2 separate regions of the Mus musculus genome follow, and region 1 is linked to region 2. Evidence: chromatin loops called from intact Hi-C (ENCODE). Cell type or tissue: gastrocnemius. All regions are shown on one strand. Each heading gives the region's core, and the rest is flanking DNA. Links, peaks and the distances in the headings are about the cores only.

What was found. Hi-C counts contacts between places; a loop is a spot of excess contacts. Peaks named below come from ENCODE experiments on the same cell type or tissue, not always from the same donor. Only the 100,000 strongest peaks of a DNase experiment are listed, where the experiment ranks them.
Region 1: it touches region 2 in a loop (2.7-fold over the local background); 23 of 42 quality-filtered maps call a loop at or near these places.

The regions. Positions count from the first base shown.
Region 1 is chr10:117,431,232-117,434,137 of GRCm38, reverse strand. No RefSeq gene overlaps it. Among named protein-coding and RNA genes, the nearest start is that of Gm32141, 15 kb to the left of the region's middle. In gastrocnemius, for the core only: a CTCF peak has its summit at 1,562 (motif pointing left); a DNase peak (open chromatin) is centred at 1,558; H3K4me3 peaks cover 276 bases.
Region 2 is chr10:117,375,313-117,378,218 of GRCm38, reverse strand. It overlaps Cpsf6 (cleavage and polyadenylation specific factor 6), which reads left to right and starts at 1,246. Exons shown (of 10, transcript NM_001013391.2): 1 at 1,246-1,380. The coding sequence starts at 1,321. In gastrocnemius, for the core only: a CTCF peak has its summit at 1,271 (motif pointing right); DNase peaks (open chromatin) are centred at 1,216, 1,710 and 1,896; H3K4me3 peaks cover 2,399 bases; H3K27ac peaks cover 2,215 bases.

The DNA of each region.
Region 1 (2,906 bases), core at 265-2,764, 56 kb before region 2:
CTCTCCCCACCCTCACCCCCAAGTAGTACATTTCTGCAACATTGGCTAAACAAAAAAGGGCAACGAGAATGCACCTGCCAACCGCTAGCCTGAGGTTTCCGTTGAGCAGCGTTTATGGGGCAGTATATTATAGAGCAGGATTTTTTAATAAGCTATTTTTAAATAATAAATGAATATAGATTGTATAAAATCCCGTTGATGAGGTTGCTGTGAGGACAGCAGTCCTCCAAACCCCCCACCCCCTTAGGTTCTACGCCAACAATCATGATGCCATAAACAATTCCATTACTCCTTATTTATGTACTGTATCCAGTCTTGGTGTTTGTGTTGTGTTGTGTTGTGTTGTGTTGTGTTGATTTTTGGCTTTGGTTTTGTGTTGAGACAGGGGCTTTCTATGTAGTCCTGGAAGTCACCATGTAGCCCAGGCTGGCCTTGAACTCACAGAGATCCATCTGCCTCTGCCTTCCAAGTGCTAGGATTAAAGACCAAAAAAGATTTTGTAATGACGAGTTAATCATAAATCCTTTACAATTCATTCGTTGACTTAAAACATGAAATTTTAAGTTTCCTCTAGTTAATTCCTCATTTAATCTTATAAATTTTATATTTTTTAACCTTGAAAATAAATAAAAAAACATCACACACCAAAATTAACCAGGTCTGAATCTGTACAACTCTGTGAACTTCTATACAGCCCCGCCCCTCAGATGGAAGTACGCCTCCTGCCCCGCCCCCTCAGATGGAGGTGTTCATCCTGTCCCCATTTGCTGAGATTACTCACTTGGGCCACCATGTGCAGCCTAACTGCTTTTAGTAACTCTGAAAAAGTTGAATCAGCAGGATTTAATCAGAACCACAACATTACTTGACAGAAAGATCTAATACAAAGATTTTTTTTTTTTCAACAGCTCTGCCTGTCCTGGAACTCTATGTAGACCAGGCTGGCCTGGAACTCACAGAAATCCTCCTGCCTCTGCCTCCCGAGTGTTGAGATAAAAGGCGTGCGCCACCACAAGTGGTTTCTTCCTTCCTTCCTTCCTTTTCAAAGGTGTTTTGTCTCTGCATAGTCTTAATAGTATACCAATGATGGCTTTGTAGTACATGTCATCTCTAACTGAAGGGGTTACTGTAAACCAGGGTTTCCCGGCCCTGCTATTGGTGCTACACTGGATGGAATCCCTTGTAGGAGCCTATCCTGTGTATAGTAGGGTGTTTATTTCAAAGCATTTCAGCTCACCCAGCAGATGAGAGCAATGCTCCCTCACCTGCCCTGCGCCTCTCCAACTCTTGGCAAACGTCCCTGCCTTAAAGTTAACTCAAATGAGCGAAGGTGGGGAGCAGCTGCCACCCACAGCGCTCGGAGAGGAGAAAGAGAAGAGGCCGGAATTGCTTAAATTAGAAATCTGCTGATGCTCGTTCTCTGCATCGGGCACGGCGAACCCAGTGCTGCCAAAACTGCACACCGGACTCCACTGTTACTAGAAAGGGGGCTGCGGTTTGTGGGACAAGTCTGCGCTCTGCAACTGCGGCGGCCCTGACCTCTTCGGCCTCCCTCGAGCGCCCCCTATAGGCAGAGTCTCGCAGGGAGCCAGCCTGTAAGACGTCTTTAACGGAGGGGAATGGCTAGAATTGGTTCTAGTGGAGACTGCTGAAATCATTCATATATTAGCCCACGTGATTCTCAAACTTTAAAGAGCTAACCAACCACTAGCCCGAGGCAAGGCTGGAAATCTATGCGGGAATAACGGGAGATCACGGCAAGTTTGAATTTATGCCTGTGGAGAGAAAAAGCGCTTTTACATACTTAAAGGCAACAAATTAATCACGTTTGCCTAGTGGCTAATCCTATCCTCTGTGAATTGAGTCTTACTGGTCATGTTCTCAGCGTAACCTTACTTCCGATCTTAATCTTCCGATCTTGTCTTAATCCATCTGTGACCACTGTCCCTAACGGAGCCAGAGGCTAGCTCTCCGAGACTCCCAGAGCCTGCTGAATTTGACTTTTTGTCTTTGCTGGTTAAATGTTTCTTTCTCCCACAAGACTTAATGCCTCGGCAAGAATAGCGTTTTATTGATTTTTGTTTGCCCACAGTCTAACTTACTAAGTATTCCTTAAAAGCCTAATAACGGATGAACTGTCTGGAAGAAAAAGAACAGAAAATATAAATGTGTTTGCAAACAGGCATGTCCCAGGGACAGCCTGGGCTCTCAAGATGGCAAAGGAATTAAAACACTTTAAATGAGCCGGGCGTGGTGGCGCACGCCTTTAATCCCAGCACTCGGGAGGCAGAGGCAGGTGGATTTCTGAGTTCGAGGCCAGCCTGGTCTACAGAGTGAGTTCCAGGACAGCCAGGGCTATACAGAGAAACCCTGTCTCGAAAAAACAAACAAACAAAAAACACTTTAAATGGCCAGGCACAGTGGTGCATACCTTTAACCCCAGCACATGGGAGGAAGAGGTAGGTGGGTCTCTATGGGTTTGAGGCCACCCTGGTCTGCAGAGTGAGTTCCAAGTCAACAAAGGTTAAATGGTGGTGGTGGTGGTGGTGGTGGTGGTGGTGGTGGTGGTGGTGGTGGTGTGTGTGTGTGTGTGTGTGTGTGTGTGTAGAAGGAGGAGGAGGAAAGATGGGGCATCTGTGTGCCATGTTATCTGTGTGGAGACTTGTGGGAATCCATTCTCACCTTCCTCTGTGTGAGCCGGGATCAAACCCAGCTTATCAGGTTGTACAGCAAACGCTTCTACTGCCAACCCCTCTCAGCTGCCCTCTCCTCAGCTCTTCTGCCTTTTTCAATTCACTCCTTATTTTCCACTCCTGCAGAGCCTCAGGCTGGACCTGCCCAGTGCAGTGGAGCTGTCTGTGCAGCCCCTATCTGACCCTCTGCTTACGGTGACTTCCATTCCTCTA
Region 2 (2,906 bases), core at 221-2,720:
CAGATTAAGAGATTAGTCTCTGTGACTGCAACCAAGATTTTACAGACATCTCAAGCATAGATGTTTCTTTAGGTTTTTGATGATTTCAGACCAGTCTGCATCTGGTATTTTTGTTATTATTATTATTTTGGTTATTGTTTTGCTTTTTTGTTAATTTGTTTGGCAGGGTGGGGCTGGAAGTGAGAGCAGTCAGAGGTGCTGAGTAGATCAGAGGACTACTTAAGAGGATTTGGTTCGGTTCTCTCTACGCTCCTTGAGAGCGCTGTGGGAACTGAATTTATATCAAGCACACAGGCAGCTGAGTGACCTGGTGAGTTTTTGAACGGGAAGGAAAGAAATAGGTGGAGCCGTTGGAAATGGAGAGAGATCTCTGAATCATATATCGGCGTCAAAAGGTGTGCACTTTTACGAGCCATGTAACCCCAGTTAAATAACTTATGCTCTACGAGTCCTTAGTTCTCTCATCTGTAAAACGGGATGTTTGGACCTCAAGCCACCGTTTTAATTTCCCTTCTAGCTCAGCATTCTGAATCCAGGAGTTCGTTGATTTAGGATACATCTGCTCTGTTGTACGTGCTCTAAAAATGAGGATAGAATCCTTTGAACGATGGCTGGAGAAAACCTACAACAGAGATAAAAAGGTAAAAGCAAGGGCAATGGGGGAGGAAGGGGGAAGAGGAGGATGTGAAGGAAGGAGCGGAAAAGATGCTTACAACTGCATAAAGATAAGAGATGCAAATATGCTATATGCAAATAACTCAAAAAATTCAGTTGTCTGAAGAAGCAAGAATAAGACATTGGCCAGGACATCATATCTCGCTTTTAATTGCGTACACATAACTCTCATCTCTCGAAACCTTGGAAGCAAAAAAAAAAAAAAAAAGTAGGAAAAAAATGAAAACGCAAATATATAAATATCTATCTCTCTCTATATAGATGTATATATATCTATATCTCTCACTAGATAGATCTCTCATCTATAGATATGTAGATAGATAAATAGTGCCAGAAGCAGTTTGAAAAGACAGTCTCTGAAAACAAGCGGGTTCCATGGCATGCGGTATGGCGGGGTAGCACAGGAAATCACGCCCCTGCCCCAGCCGCGGCTTAATCCTGCACACAAAGGAACGAGTTAGCGCCTCGGAACCGCCGCGGACCTTCGGCGGGGTCCCCCGTCACCAGCAGCGGGCCGCTGCGCCCTGGTCTCCGCCCCTCGGAAGTGACGTAGGGCGCCCCGCCCCCACCGCCAGATCCGCTGCTGCTGCCTCGGCGGGCCGACCTGCAGGAGGCGGCGGCGGCGGCGGCCGAGGCCGAGGGAAGATGGCGGACGGTGTGGACCACATAGACATTTACGCGGATGTGGGTGAAGAGTTCAACCAGGTACGTGAGGGTCCGGGCTCCGCCGCCGCCGCCGCCGCAGACTGTGCCGCGGCCCGGACGCCCGGCTGACCAGGGCCGCCGCGGGCCGCGAGCCGGCTTCGCTGCAGACCGTGCGCCCTTGGCGCCTCCGGGCCGCGCCGCCGTGCGCGACGGCCCCTCAGCCCTTGTTCTCGCGCGTCGTTTTGCGGGCCGCGGGGCTCTGGAGCGCGGGGCCCGGTCGCCCTGCAGCCGCCCGCCCGGTTCCTCCGGACGGTCTCCCGCTCCATTGTTGGCTCGGTGGCGGGCGCTTCCCGCCGAGCTAGGCCGCGTGTGCGGGGCGGGGAGAACGGGCCGCCGCGCCCCCTCCCCCGCGGCCGGCCAGAGGGGAAGCCCTGGCCCGGCCGCGCGCTCGCCCGCCGCCTCCATCCCGGCCCTGCCGCCTCGGGTTCCGATTCCTCCTCCCGCCGCTCCATTTTGTGTCTCTGTCCGCGCACGGTCGCCTCATGGAAGGCCGCGTTCACAGCCCTTTGTATCCCGCGCGCCCGCTCTCCCTGGGCTCCCGCTCGCCTTTGCGACGGGTTTCGGCGTGGCGCCCGGTTCCTTGCTCGCCGGTCCCCTTAAGGGAAGGCTGCTTAGGTTTGGTTCCATCCGCAACAAGTCATCTGACTTTTGGAGCCACCGATCGCATTTAAAAGTCGGTGCGTCGGCCCGCCTTGGTCATCGAGGGTTTGCAGTGCCTCCGAGGCCCAGTCCTTGGCCTTTGTGAAGCGAAATATCGGAGAGGATAAATGGCTTGCGCCAAAGACTTGGGAGCGCGGTGGCTGGACAGAACAAAAAAGATGGTGGTATCCTAGCTTAACAGACCGGAGAGACTGAAAGGGAGACCGGCCACTCGGAATCGGAATCCTGGGTAGCGTGCCTGACAAGTCGTTGTGAACGTGACTGTAGTTTGAAAGCGAAGTGTTTGCCCTGTGGGCTCGACTTCACGGTTTGAAAGGCTGGAGAAAGTGAGACGTGTAAGGTTTTCCGGTCTCACCCGCCTGGGATGCCTAGAACCAGCGTCTCATGATGAATAAATATCCTTGGAAGGGTCTGCTTGCCAGGGTTTGGATCGTCTAGCCTCTTACTGCCCTCTAAATATTTTTTTTTTTTTAGTGCATTTCCTATATTCACGGTTTTCAAATTTACACCCCACCATATTAAAAAATTCTAAGGTACGGATGAGAACCTGAATAAAATGCCATTGGTTTGTATGGCGTTTTCCCTCCATTGTTTATGACTAGGGATATAAGACTTGAACGAAACAGTGAAAACTCTTAAATCCTTACTGCTTCGTTTTTCAAGAATGACTGTGCTTTTGGCTTAAATGTTAGAAAAGAAAAGCAAATTGTCGTAGGATTTTAATTACTGCTGACAGAGTTTCTCTGTGTAGCCCTGGCTGTTCTGGAACTCATTCTGTAGTCGAGGCTGGCCTCGAACTCAGAGAGATCCGCCTGCCTCTGCCTCTGCCTCTGCCTTCCGAGTGCCTGGAGAGGTTAAACTTTTTT